Linked DNA regions of Homo sapiens: all the other regions are linked to region 3. Evidence: chromatin contacts called from ENCODE Hi-C data. All regions are on one chromosome and are shown on one strand. Each heading gives the region's core, a stretch centred on a gene start or an enhancer-like site at or near the end of the contact. The rest is flanking DNA. Distances are from core to core; before and after follow the strand shown. Region 1 holds the start of RTCA (RNA 3'-terminal phosphate cyclase). Region 2 holds the start of SLC35A3 (solute carrier family 35 member A3). Region 3 holds the start of RNPC3-DT (RNPC3 divergent transcript). Region 4 holds the start of DBT (dihydrolipoamide branched chain transacylase E2).

Region 1 (2,890 bases), core at 21-2,520, 3.3 Mb after region 3:
ATTTCTGTTGTTTAAGCTCCACTCTGTGTGTGGCATTTTGTTATGGCAGCCCTAGCAAACTAATACAACACCTACAGCCTAATGAATTGGATTCCCCTGTTGGTGAACTGGAGGGCTGCAAACTATGACAAAGGCAATTAACATTAACATATCAGTAATTGCCTTTTGGTAATTTCAAAACTGTAGACAAAAGACTGAGACCGCTGATTTATTAAAATGTAATAAATACAGAATACATACAAAGCAATCAGTGTGGCTTCAAACCTGGGTCCTCTTCTAGCAGGTGCATGTACCTGAAGCTCAACTAGTGGCATGCCCAGCTACCCAGACAGAAGAAATAAGGTCAAATGTCAAGGTGTTTCCCTCTCCACAACAGATAATTCTGGTCATAACAGCTCTCTGGAGGTATGAATGAAGGCTGGGATAACACATCTCAGGATTCTTTCCTGTTTTATGATTCTAAAACTGACAGCAGAACCAGAATGCACTGGTTATAAAACAGGGTTTCCTCTGGCGTCACAAGCATTTCTGCCCTATCTATCTTGCCAGCTCATACGTGCTGTTCGGATATTTGGAATGCCCGGTGAGGTGAGAAAACATTTTAAAAGCTAGCTCTTCAGCAAATGACACTATTTAGTCAAACAGAGAAAACTCGAGACCATTTCTAAACTCACCCCTCCAGGCTTTCAAGACTTTACAACCCAGGCCACCGCCCAGGCAGAGTGCCCCGCCCTGGATCGCCCATACCTGCGTCTGGGACCTTCTGGGTTCCACCACTCGGACTCCCGATGCCCCAGCCCGGCAGCCCGACCCCCCGATCCCCCAGCTTCACGGCCCAACTCCCCCTCCAGCCAGATTTACCTCAGGCCTGGCGTGCTCCGGCCGGCTCGGATCTTCTGCACCCGCAAGGGGAGGCCTAGGAGACAGCTCAAGGCCGTAGAGACTCTCAGGATCTGGCCGCCCTGCAAAGGTTGGGGTACAGGGAGAAGAGAAGTAAGCACACCGGTGGTGAGAGCTCCCCTCCTTAGTTAGGCTGCAGCCCCGGCCGCTTCGCTCTGTACTCACCCCTTCCATGATGCTGCCATCGACCTCCACCCGCGGCCCCGCCATGGGGGACACCCTGGGGCCCAGCCCGCAGCGACAAAGCCTCCGCCAGAGCGGGAGAAAGAAGAGACGTTGGCTCCCGCCCAGTAGTTCAGAAACCTTGGTTCATGCCTGGGGCGCAGGAGCCTGACGAGAAAGCGGAAGAAGCGGCGCCTCTCGGGACACTGGAGTCAGCAGAAACGAACCCCCGGGTTCGCCCAGTTCCGCAGTCAGTGCGCATGCGCGTAGCTCGGCTTAAAGGAGCCGCGCTGGGAACACTGCGGTCGGGGCGAGGAAGCTGCCGGGGAAGTGAGATGACGGTCGCGGGGGTGCCCAGGAGCCCTGAAAAACTTGTGCCCTGGGCACGGCAAAATCTGCAGGTTGCAGAAAGTCTCAACTGTAAGATAACTCCTCCAGTTATCCCGCAGGCTTGTGCTTTATCTCTGTTTTGTGGGTAAATATGTGTTTATATCTGTTTTCTCGAGGATCCTGGCATACCCCGAGGTGCCGACTTTTAGAGCTGAAGATGCAAGAAAGATTGGGATCCTGCGATGCACCGAACCTGTCTCTCGAAGTGTGTGCGCCCTGGTACATTGATACTCTTGGCCTTTGGTTCCTTGCGGTGTGCGTGTTTGTGTATGCGGAGTGTGTTATCTTTCTTTCTAGGGTGACACACCATTTATTTGAGAGGCGGGAAAGGCAGAATCACTAGTTTAATATTCTGAAAAGCCAAAGTTATGCCATTTTGCTTGAGAGTGAGTGCAAGCTCTTGACTCCCAGGAACAGTGCAGCTAACAATTCACCTCAGGCGAGGGCAGAAGCAATAGCCAGCTTCTTGGTTCTGCCTGTGGCTCAGTTCCTACATAATTGAGTACCAAATAATATGTAAACCTCTAGGGAAGCAAAAAAGAGTAATTCAGCTTCTACCCCCGAAGTTATTGGAGGTATAATGGAGAGACTGAGACGTAATCAATTACAATGTCATCCTCAATAATAATTAACATGTACTGTATTTAGAGTTTATTATGGGGACAATTACAATATATTAATAATATACTGTAACAATAACAGGCAACACTTATTGAGCACTTAGGTGTTGTGCACTGCATGCATTCATAACATGATAAAGTACTTACTGTTTTTACTGTTTTACAGCTTCCTGTGTTAAACAATTTGCTACAAGGTCACACAATTTTAACTAGAAGACTGAGATGTGAACCTGGGTGGTCTGATGTGAACACCACTGTCTGGTAATCCCAACGCTCTGCTGCTTTGCGACAGAGAATGTTTTAGGGAACACACAGACTATGTACTTAACCAAATCTGGAATTTGCCGTAAGATATTAATCAGAGAAGTAATGATACTTGCATTTTAAAATGAAGGCTTTGGCAGTAGGAGAAGGGTGAATAAGAGGCTTAAGAGCCTGAAGGGAGAAATGCCAATGATACAATTATCCAGCAAGAAATAATCAGAAGTTGAAGTAAGGCAATGATGGTAGGGATGGAATATAAAAAAGCTGTACCCCTATCTGACATCTTTATTGGGGGAACCCGCCCCCAATATTTCAACGTAGGTTCTTTCTATTTTCCATAAGTGTTGGCCAGCTGAGAAATAAAGAGAGACAGTATAAAGAGAGGAATTTTACAGCTGAGCCACCGGGGGTGACATCACATATCGGTAGGACCATGATGCCCGCCTGAGTCTCAGACCAGCAAGTTTTTATTAAGGGTTTCAAAAGGGGAGGGGGTGTAAGAACAGGGAGTAGGTACAAAAGTACAAAGATCACATGCTTCAAAAGGCAAAAAG
Region 2 (3,074 bases), core at 357-2,856, 3.6 Mb after region 3:
GGTGCGGTGGCTCACGCCTGTAATCCCAGCACTTTGAGAGGCCGAGGTGGGTGGATCACGAGGTCAGGAGATCGAGACCATCCTGGCTAACATGGTGAAACCCCGTCTCTATTAAAAATACAAAAAAATTAGCCGGGCGTGGCGGCGGGCGCCTGTAGTCCCAGCTACTCAGGAGGCTGAGGCAGGAGAACGGCATGAACCCGGGAGGCGGAGCTTGCAGTGAGCTGAGATTGCGCCACTGCACTCCAGCCTGGGCGACAGAGCGAGACTCCGTCTAAAAAAAAAAAAAAAGAATCATATTGATTTTACTGGAGCCACCGTCAGACTCAAATTCTGAAGGAAAAATCTGAAGCCTCCCTAAATAATATAAAATTTATTAAATGCCTCCCTAAATAATTTACATTTTATTCTGAAGCCGATCGAGAGTCACTGCGTATTTCTGAGGAAGGAATAACCAAAAAAAGAAAGTCATAAGATCTTTGGCTTTAAAAGTAATATGGAGGCAAGTGACTGGAAGGGTGCCAGGCTGAGGACAAGTCCAGTTTGGAAGTTATTGCTATAGTGCAAGTAAGAAGAGGAAAGACGAGCATATTTAGCAGACAGGTAGTGGGAATGAAAAAGGGGAGAACTAAATTTGAGATGCTGAAGAGATAGAATCAACAGTTGGGAGGAAAGTTAGCCTCAGAAATATAAGTTTACAAGTCATTCCCTTGAAACACCCTGAGTTTACCAGTGAAAGTGAATAAGAACACCAAGTAAGAAACTGCACCAAATTTCATCTTTAACTACTAAAGTCGAATGTTGATTTCAAAAACGAAAAGACTTAATTTTCAAATACTGCATTTAAGAGAACATAATAAAAGATCGTCTTTTACTATAAAGCAATGCACCCACACACCTGTTCTGATGAGAATCTCACCCCACTTCAAACAGTCCTTGTGTTCTTACTAGCCTTACCAAGGGCAGCCTTTCCATTTCTTTAAGTTCCTGCGGCTTCTTGAGCTCCAGGTGCTGGTCGGGTGCATCTGTGCCTACCACAGGGCTCAACACCGAGCGAGAGCTCATGGGATGTTCACTGAAGGAATGACGGGCCCCAGCCGGGCCCACCCGTCACTAGCTCCGCACGCACCAGGCGCTGAGGCACACACTGCCGTCTTCATTCGCTTGACACACCCCTCTCCTCGGGCCTTTTTTCCTCCTCCACCCAGTACATTCCGCACGTCGTCCGTCGGAGTTACAACGTGTCACCTCATCTGCTCCCACCCCTACTTAGCTAGCACTGTATTTCAGGTCTTCGATACCGTCCCCTTCACCCCTACAGACTTCACATCAGCCCCCTCGCATGCCTCCTCTTCCTCCTCCTCCAGGAGCTTCCCGGGCCGCCCCGCAGCCGCTAGCCTCCTGGTTCCCGCCCCTCCCCAGGTGCGCTGAGGACTCACCTCCCGCGCAGCTCGACCGGCTGAGCCCACCACCGGGGGCCGCGGTTCAGCTCCGCCGGGCGCCCCAGGCTGCCGAGTCCGCTGGGTCCTACGCGACCGCTGACCCGCAGCGCCGCCGGCTCCCGTCGCCGTAGCCACCGCCAGCTCGGTGCAGCCCAGGCGTTTCCGGGTTCCCGCGGTCCCGTCCCCCAAATGCTCCGGCTTCCGCCTCGGCTCTGGCAAATGCCGTTCCCGGCTCGGCTCTGGCAGCCCCAGCTCGGCACTTGGCAGCTCTGTCCCTAAGGCGACGCACCTGGGCTGCTCTGCTGGCAGCCCCTGGTTCCTGCTTCACCGTCGCGTGGAGGCCTGGGGCACTGCTTTCTGCTACACCTCTCCTAGGAGCGCGAAACAGATGGAGTGACACTCGTCGAGGGCCTCTGCGGGACTGTCTGTTTGCAGAGGGTGCCAAGGTGTCCACTGCGTAAGGAAGGGCAAAGTCCTTTGGGGCAAAGAACCCTGAGAGGAACGGGGAGATGGATTTTGAAAGCAAACGAACCCTCTCCTAAAAGTGACTGTCACTGACCTGAAAACAACCAGATTAGCTATGGCAAAGGCTGCCAACCAACCAGTGGTCTGCAAGAAGGCTTGTTCTTCCACTTCACCCACCCTGACTGAGATCTTGAGACTGAAGGAAACCCAAAGCCGTACCACCAATGGGCCTAGTGTCATCAACCGGGAGAGGAAAAAGAAAACTGGGCCCAGAGGATTGCAGAGTTATGAGGGACCAACCCCTTCCTGGCTGCATGGATCACAGCATTACCTTTTAAAAGTGTTCCAGTAGCTGTGTTGGAAACCCTCTAACCACGGCAGCCCATTCAGGTGATGAACAGGCTGAAATCAGTACTTCAGGTTCAGCTGGATTATCAAATAAGCGAATAGGATTATCTCTTTTTGTTAACTCAGGGCTGCTATAAATTAAGCCTATGTCTCTTTATATTGCAAATGATTAAAACCATGTCCAAGAGAGACATACTTAGAAAAAAAGTGATATTGAAGAAAAATAAGTAACTGTATTAGAGTAGAATAACTGGTTTTAAAATTTTCTGCAATACAGTCTTGAGAAAATTCCTGGATGGTAAAATACATATTAGATCTTAATACATGCCCAGTTTTTTTTGAAACCAAAATGTGCCTGTTAGATGATGATAACAGCATGCCTCGTTTTATTGTGATTTGCTTTATTGCTCTTCACAGACATTGCTTTTGTTTTTTTGTTTTTTTTTTTTACAAATTGAAGGTTTGTGGCAACCTTGCCTCAAGCACATCTATTGGTGCCATTTTTCCAACAGCATGTGCTCACTTTGTGTCTCTGTGTCACATAATATTCAATAATTTTTGCAATATTTAAATTTGTTCATCATTATTATATCTGGTATAGTGCTTTGTGATCAATGATCTTTGATGTTACTATGGTAATTGTTTTGGGGTGCTGATATGGTTTGGCTGTGTCCCCACCCAAATCTCAACTTGAACTGTATCTCCCAGAATTCCCACGTGTTGAGGGAGAGACCTAGGGGGAGATAATTGAATCATGGGGGCCAGTCTTTCCTGTGCTATTCTCATGATAGTGAATAAGTCTCATGAAATCCGATGGGT
Region 3 (3,065 bases), core at 71-2,570:
GTAATTGTGTAAATTCCTACACAGGTACTCTTAACAGCCCTAAAAAATTGTTCCCTAAAAGATGTCATCGGGAAATTTTTATGAAAAGCCTCTTTTTCTAGTTGAAATTCTGCATTTAATTTACGCAAGTCACCAATGTAGCTTCTCCTCTATTTTAATGAACGATTTAACATTGGCTTATAAATGAAGTAGGACTTTAAAAAATCCCTTGATGCACATTTGTAAGAATACTCTTGAGTCCAGGAGAAATAACCCCAAATTCAAAAAAGTTGTGAGGCTCTCAGGATGGATCCGAAAACTCAATATAACTAAGCTAATTTCCATTCTTCTGCTTTGTCGTTCTCACTTGCCCTTTTCTGCAGTGCTATGACTAATCCAGACTCGAGCCGATTAAAACTCCACTTCGCAGAGCAGATATTTTGATAAAAAAGAGGTAGGATGGGGGAGCTCTCATCACACAAGTCCATCTTCCCCACTCGTTTCCATTTTACTCTTGTCAGCGCTCCCCCTCCCCGGTCACTTCCCAAATGCCTTCCCGGGAGACTCCGGAGGGGCGCGCCCTTACCAGTCGCCCCTTATCTGACAGGACCCGCACAGACTGAGCCCCGAAGTACTTCAGCAAGTCCTCTTTCTCCTCAGCAGTAAGCTCAGCCGGCAGGTGCCTGACCAGAAGGGTTCGGTCGCCCCGAGGCGGGGAAAGCGAGGAGGAGCTCGTGCATCCCCTTGATATCGCAAGCGGCTGCTCGGGAGCTGCCATTTTCCTTGGAGAAGCAAAAACAGAAATCGTGGGAAGAAGTCTCAGTCAAAATCGCGGCATCAACACAAGCTGGGAGAAATATTTTTTCCGCCTCGCGCTAAGGATTCTGGAAACCAGGAAATACCGAGAAAGAAAGTCACCTTCTCGCGAGAACTGCGCCACCGAAAAGCGGCAACCCTTCGAAGACTCTTCGGGGAAGGGCGCGGTGCTAATGATTTAAATTCCAGGGGTCTCCGGAAAGACTTACAAGCAAAAATTGGCCCAGAGATGTGCGAGGGTTAACACAAGTTGTCAATCAAAGAAGGAAACAGGAACCCCAGCCACTTCAGGGAAAGAAGGTTGACGCTCAAGGACAAGAGGACTCACGACTGCGCATGTGCGGGCTGGGACCGTCACAGGGCGGGGCGGGGCGCACGGCGGGGCGGGGCGCACGGCGGGGCGGGGCGCACGGCGGGGCGGGGCGCACGGCGGGGCGGGGCGCACGGCGGGGCGGGGCGCACGGCGGGGCGGGGCGCACGGCGGGGCGGGGCGCACGGCGGGGCGGGGCGCACGGCGGGGCGGGGCGCACGGCGGCGAGCGCTATCTGGAGCTGACCGTGCGGCTCTTAATCCCTGGCCTTGGGAAAGTGAATTGGCCTGAATAGCAAGGAGGAGAACTTGGGTGTGGAAATACCGGGTATGTTCTTACAGTATTTAGATGGTAAAATATAAAGCTAGCCAGTTATTCTGTCAACTCATTAGACACCATTGTAGGGAGGAGAACTCAGTTTAAGGGGCAAAACGTTGAGAGTTCAGACTTTTTTCTTGAATCAGTAGGCATTTAGCAGACGGATAGGCCCCTGCCAGGGTTCATTTCGCAGAAATGGCAGCCTCTAGGGAGAGGTAACCTAATAAATAAATTATTGCATGTGTGTGTATGTGTGTGTGTGTAGGGGTGTGTGTGTGTGTGTGTGTGTATGTGTGTGTGTGTGTAGGTGTAGGTACTTTTCTCCCTATTTTACAGCTGAGGACACTGATGTACAAAGAGGTTAAATCACACAGCTAGAAAGTGGAAGAACTAAGTTTTGACCCTTGGTGTTCTGACTGGGGGTCTACATTCTAATCCACTGTTCTGCCTAGATTCTGAATGGAGTGAGGCAGGGATCATCCCCGGAGGGTCAGGAATGTACCCCTCACCCCATACAGAGAGGGCCTTGAGGATTCTAAAGAGAGGTTTTATGCTAGATGTAGCTGCTACAGTCTGGAGAACCAGAGTTCCTCTTACAGTTCTTTTTGCCACTTAAATAAATGTTAGAGATACAGCAGTAAGCAGTATACCAGCAATCTGCTGTCATCCCGCATTGGTTGGGGAAAAGGAGAGAGACAGATATTAATGAAAACTAGAAGACAAACATGAGAAGAACCTTCCCCACACACCCACCAAAATATCAGATAGGTAGAGCCAGACCACGTAGACGCTGTAGATTTGTTAGGAGCCCTTTTTATTTGAGGAACATTTAGAAACTGACAAATTCTTTAAGTAGGTGTGTGTTGAGGGGAGAGAATCAAAGTTTAGGTATGAAAATTTCTCCGGTTGCAATGCAAAAAACAGAAGCAGAAAGACCAGTTGGACTACTGTAGAAGTCTGGAGAAAAACACTACCATAATAGTTTGGTGAAAGTGGACATGTAGAGAAGGAACTGGAATTGAGATACGTTTTAGAAGTAGTTGATAGGAACTTGCAGATGAAGAATAGTAAGCAAGGATAAATTCTGGATTTTTGGCTTAAGCTAGATATTATCCATCTGTAGATGATGATGCCATTTACTGAATGTGAGAAGATTGACCAAGTATAGCTAGGTTAGAAACTGTAGTGGGACATTGGGAATAGAGGAACATATATTAAGTTTAAGGTATCTATTCAGTATCCCTGTTTCAAGTAGGAAGTTGAATGTGTGTGTTTGGCATTCTTGGGAAAGGTTACCACGAGGTATGGCATCAACCTATATGGTATTTATATCTGAAGAATGACAAAGGGTATAGATAGAATTGTGCCCATAATGGAGTCATGGGACATGCAGATGTTGAGAAGTTGAGGCAAGGAAGAAGAAGAAGACAATCAATTCCTGCCCTCTCAATGCTTACTTTCTAAAATCAAGACAGAATAAATATGTAAATAAAGTTCTTTTCAGAGAATAATAAGTGCTTTGGAAAAAATAGGGTAGTGTTATAAACCGATTGGAGTGGTCATGCTATTTTAAACACTATCCTTCAGCGGCTTTTTTGTGTGTGTTCTTTGAAGACTTGTTTGGAGCTTCTAGCAAGGGAGC
Region 4 (3,039 bases), core at 26-2,525, 3.3 Mb after region 3:
CTAGGACTTTGGGAGGCTGAAATGGGAAGATCGCAGTTTGAGACCAGGACTTTGAGACCAGCCTGGGCAACATAGAGAGATCCCATCTTGAACTTCTGAGCTCAAGCCATTTGCCTGCCTCAGCCTCCCAAAGTGCTGGAATTATGGGCAGGAGCCACCACGCCTGGCCCAAGAGACCCTATCTCTACCAAACAAACAAACAAACAAAAAAGATAATAAGATTTATTGTTTGCATTGATTTTTTGTGTGTAGATGTGTAATACATAAAATGGCAAATGAGGGGGAAAAGTGTTTGGGTCATATTAAACAATGAAGTTGTGAAATACCTGAGATTTTGTTTCATAACCACTAATCTTCAATGTTGAGCATTTAAAATGTATTTGTTCCAGTTTTTTTTCTCTGTAATTCCTTAGACATCTGTGCAGATTTTCATTCCCACGTAAGAAGCAATAACAGACTAATGTCATCCTGGACATTTCCAGGAATTGGTTTCCTAGTTGCTCTGAGGAAGATTGCCTTTTAAAAGAAAGCTCTGATCTGTTCTTTACCAGTTCCACTTGACCTGAATTTGACATTTCTTTAAGAGACAACTAAATCAAGATCATGTGTCTGTGACATGTATTGCATATGCTAGTTAGCTGCATCTGATAGCAGTCTGTAAAAAGAAAGATGATAACATGTTTATTTTAGACATTAGGTAATGTTCATCTTTCATGAAAAAAATTGATTAGCCAATTTTGGTAATCAAAAACATAAATGGGAGTAAAAAAGGCAGTCATTGGGAAGTACTGCTGTATGGACTTGTGAAACAACTAGTTGTCCAGAGCCTTGCTACAACGTATAGAAATATTCTATTTTCTGTATTTGGGGCGGCTACACTACAAGATGAAGACGGGGAAATGTTTTCCAACTCATCGCTCAGGTCCTACTGCAACATAACTTTCTTGAGGTAAGTACCTTTCTTTGTGTTTCCTTAACACTCTCTATTTTCCCCATCACATACACTAAAAAGATTATCTTTGGTGCATCTGTATTTACACAGCAGTGTTAAATTTGGGCTGCCCTCTGCCCCGCCTCCGTCCCCCAGGCTCTTTTCACTCCCCGCTGGGTCCCAGATCCTAGGGTTTAGCTCAGGCTCCGCCCTACTCCTTGGTTGGCTGTTGGGTGGGAGGCTCGTTTCTTCCCTCCCTATTGGTCGCCCAGGGGGAGGCGCGTTTCCCATCTCCTGATAGGCCGCGCCGAGGAGAGTCTCTCCAGTTTGCGGCACTGTTGTCATTTCCGGGGTAAGATGGCTGCAGTCCGTATGCTGAGAACCTGGAGCAGGAATGCGGGGAAGCTGGTAAGCACGTTTGGGCAGATCTGAGGCCGGGAAGGAGTGATTTGTCCGGAGTCATCCAGGAGTGGTGTTTTACTTTCTCCTCCGGTGCCAGGCGTCCAGGGCACGCGTGATGGAGAGGTGAAGGGATGCATGCAAAATAAAGGGCAGAGAACGGAGCGAGTCGACCAGTCTGGAGTGGAAACCCACTCCCTCCCCTTACCTGGAAGCGCTTCTGCAGCGACTCAGCCGTCCTGCTCCATCTGTACCCCGAGGCCCAGCTAGCGTTTTATTGAGCGCCTTCCAGGTGCCCAGGCATTGTGATAGGCGCTGTGGATCCAGAGATATATTCGTTTAGCATTTATTGCGTACCCACAGTATGCCAAACACTGGTAACACGACCCCTACCCTCAAGGAATCTACAGTGTGTAGAGGAAGAGGCCGTTCAAGTTATAGAATATCAGCAGGGGTCCCTGCTTCCGAAGAACTGAGCAGCTCGGCGTCACTCTTTTGCCTTGTACTTCTATGTCCGCACCACATATCATTCCTACCCTTTTGTCACCAAGGCTGTGACCCATCACCATCTCCCCTGCACTTCCTTCTCTTTCTCCCAGTCTTAGCACCAAGCACTGACACATACCGGTAATGATACTTGTTACCCCTATTTGCTTAGTGTTTCTTCTTCCTGCCTCTTCTCCCTTTCCCTAGATGCTCCTGCCTTGGTGACCCCGATCTTACAAAAACTTTCAAGAGCCTGCTATGTACCAGTGCTGTGTTAGGCACTGGAGATACAAATATGAAATAGACATCATATCTTCCTTCTCAAGAGATTACAACCTTGTGGTGGAGGACAAAGGAGAGGGAGACAGATAGAAATTACAACCCAGCATGAGAGGTACTGTGATGGGACAAGTGCCTAGAACTACAGGAACACACAGGAGTGGACACCTATGGTGGACTTGGGGGTCAGAGGAGTTCCCAGAGGATACTGTATGACTTGAGATGTAAGAAGGATAAGTAAGAGATAACCAGGAGAAGAGAGCTCTTCTCAGCAACACTTAACACATATTGGTCTCTCTTCTTTCTAGAGCTTTCCATTCTTGTTTTCTGTGACACCAGTTTCCCAATATTATTCTTTCTTCATCTTTGGCCACTTCATCCCAATATCCTGTTTCCCTTCCCGCCTTTTAAATATTGCTTTTTCTAAAGGGCTCTGACTTTGGCCCTCTGCACTTTTCCCACTTTCTGGGTTATCCCATCCACTCTTTGGCTTTAGTTACCATCTATGCTGATGAGTCCTAAAGTTCCCCAGTCTTCCAACCAGGTCTACTCCAAACCCATATATCCTACTGTCCTGGAAATCTCCAGTTTCATATGTACGTGATGTTTTCCAGCTGCAATTAAAAACCCAACCAATAAATAGGAAATTAAGTATCCATGCATACAGAGCATCCCCAATTAGATGTCAGCTCACATTAAGTGGCTTATGATTATCAATGTCGTCATTTCCCTAGTAGTTCATTTGTCCTTTTCCTACTGTATACAAGAGGGCTGCTACGACTTCTTCTTTTATGTTGAAGGCAGGAAGGTGGAAGAGGAGGAGGTTCCAGTCTCACTGGCCAGAACTGTGTTACATGGCCCCGGCTAGCACAAGGGAGCTTAGAAAAACTTGTCTTTTTTTTTTTTTTTTTTGAAATGGAGTCTCTCTCTGTCACCCAGGCTGG

Evidence for each region. Hi-C counts contacts between places; a loop is a spot of excess contacts on that map. Pooled maps may share reads with other maps.
Region 1: a loop to region 3 is called in a map of B cell, with 15 times the contacts of the local background. The contact joins the promoter of RTCA here to the promoter of RNPC3-DT in region 3. A Hi-C loop is called at or near these places in 3 of 168 maps with a recorded cell type or tissue (B cell, CD4-positive, alpha-beta T cell and CD8-positive, alpha-beta T cell) and 9 of 50 pooled maps.
Region 2: a pooled map shows a loop between it and region 3 (15-fold over the local background). The contact joins the promoter of SLC35A3 here to the promoter of RNPC3-DT in region 3. A Hi-C loop is called at or near these places in 6 of 50 pooled maps.
Region 4: a loop to region 3 is called in a map of CD4-positive, alpha-beta T cell, with 6 times the contacts of the local background. The contact joins the promoter of DBT here to the promoter of RNPC3-DT in region 3. A Hi-C loop is called at or near these places in 3 of 168 maps with a recorded cell type or tissue (CD4-positive, alpha-beta T cell, CD8-positive, alpha-beta T cell and naive thymus-derived CD4-positive, alpha-beta T cell) and 9 of 50 pooled maps.

What each region holds. Positions count from the first base shown.
Region 1 is chr1:100,264,596-100,267,485 of GRCh38, reverse strand. It overlaps RTCA (RNA 3'-terminal phosphate cyclase), which reads right to left and starts at 1,270. Exons shown (of 11, transcript NM_003729.4): 1 at 1,066-1,270; 2 at 862-962. The coding sequence starts at 1,110. RTCA-AS1 (RTCA antisense RNA 1) reads left to right here and starts at 1,312. Exons shown (of 3, transcript NR_110435.1): 1 at 1,312-1,482; 2 at 1,569-1,657; 3 at 2,239-2,744. RefSeq lists enhancers at 1,102-1,461, 1,030-1,579.
Region 2 is chr1:99,968,528-99,971,601 of GRCh38, reverse strand. It overlaps SLC35A3 (solute carrier family 35 member A3), which reads right to left and starts at 1,606. Exons shown (of 8, transcript NM_012243.3): 1 at 1,440-1,606. All of the region lies in intron 1 of LOC124904230 (a long non-coding RNA gene), which reads left to right. RefSeq lists enhancers at 1,157-1,246, 1,967-2,016, 2,077-2,126 and a silencer at 1,367-1,566.
Region 3 is chr1:103,523,763-103,526,827 of GRCh38, reverse strand. It overlaps RNPC3-DT (RNPC3 divergent transcript), which reads left to right and starts at 1,320. Exons shown (of 4, transcript NR_168321.1): 1 at 1,320-1,432. It overlaps RNPC3 (RNA binding region (RNP1, RRM) containing 3), which reads right to left and starts at 1,129. Exons shown (of 15, transcript NM_017619.4): 1 at 566-1,129. The coding sequence starts at 757. It also overlaps the pseudogene RN7SKP285. RefSeq lists an enhancer at 678-917 and a silencer at 1,238-1,337.
Region 4 is chr1:100,248,070-100,251,108 of GRCh38, reverse strand. It overlaps DBT (dihydrolipoamide branched chain transacylase E2), which reads left to right and starts at 1,275. Exons shown (of 11, transcript NM_001918.5): 1 at 1,275-1,339. The coding sequence starts at 1,289. RefSeq lists a silencer at 1,056-1,155 and enhancers at 1,266-1,385, 987-1,546, 1,547-2,106.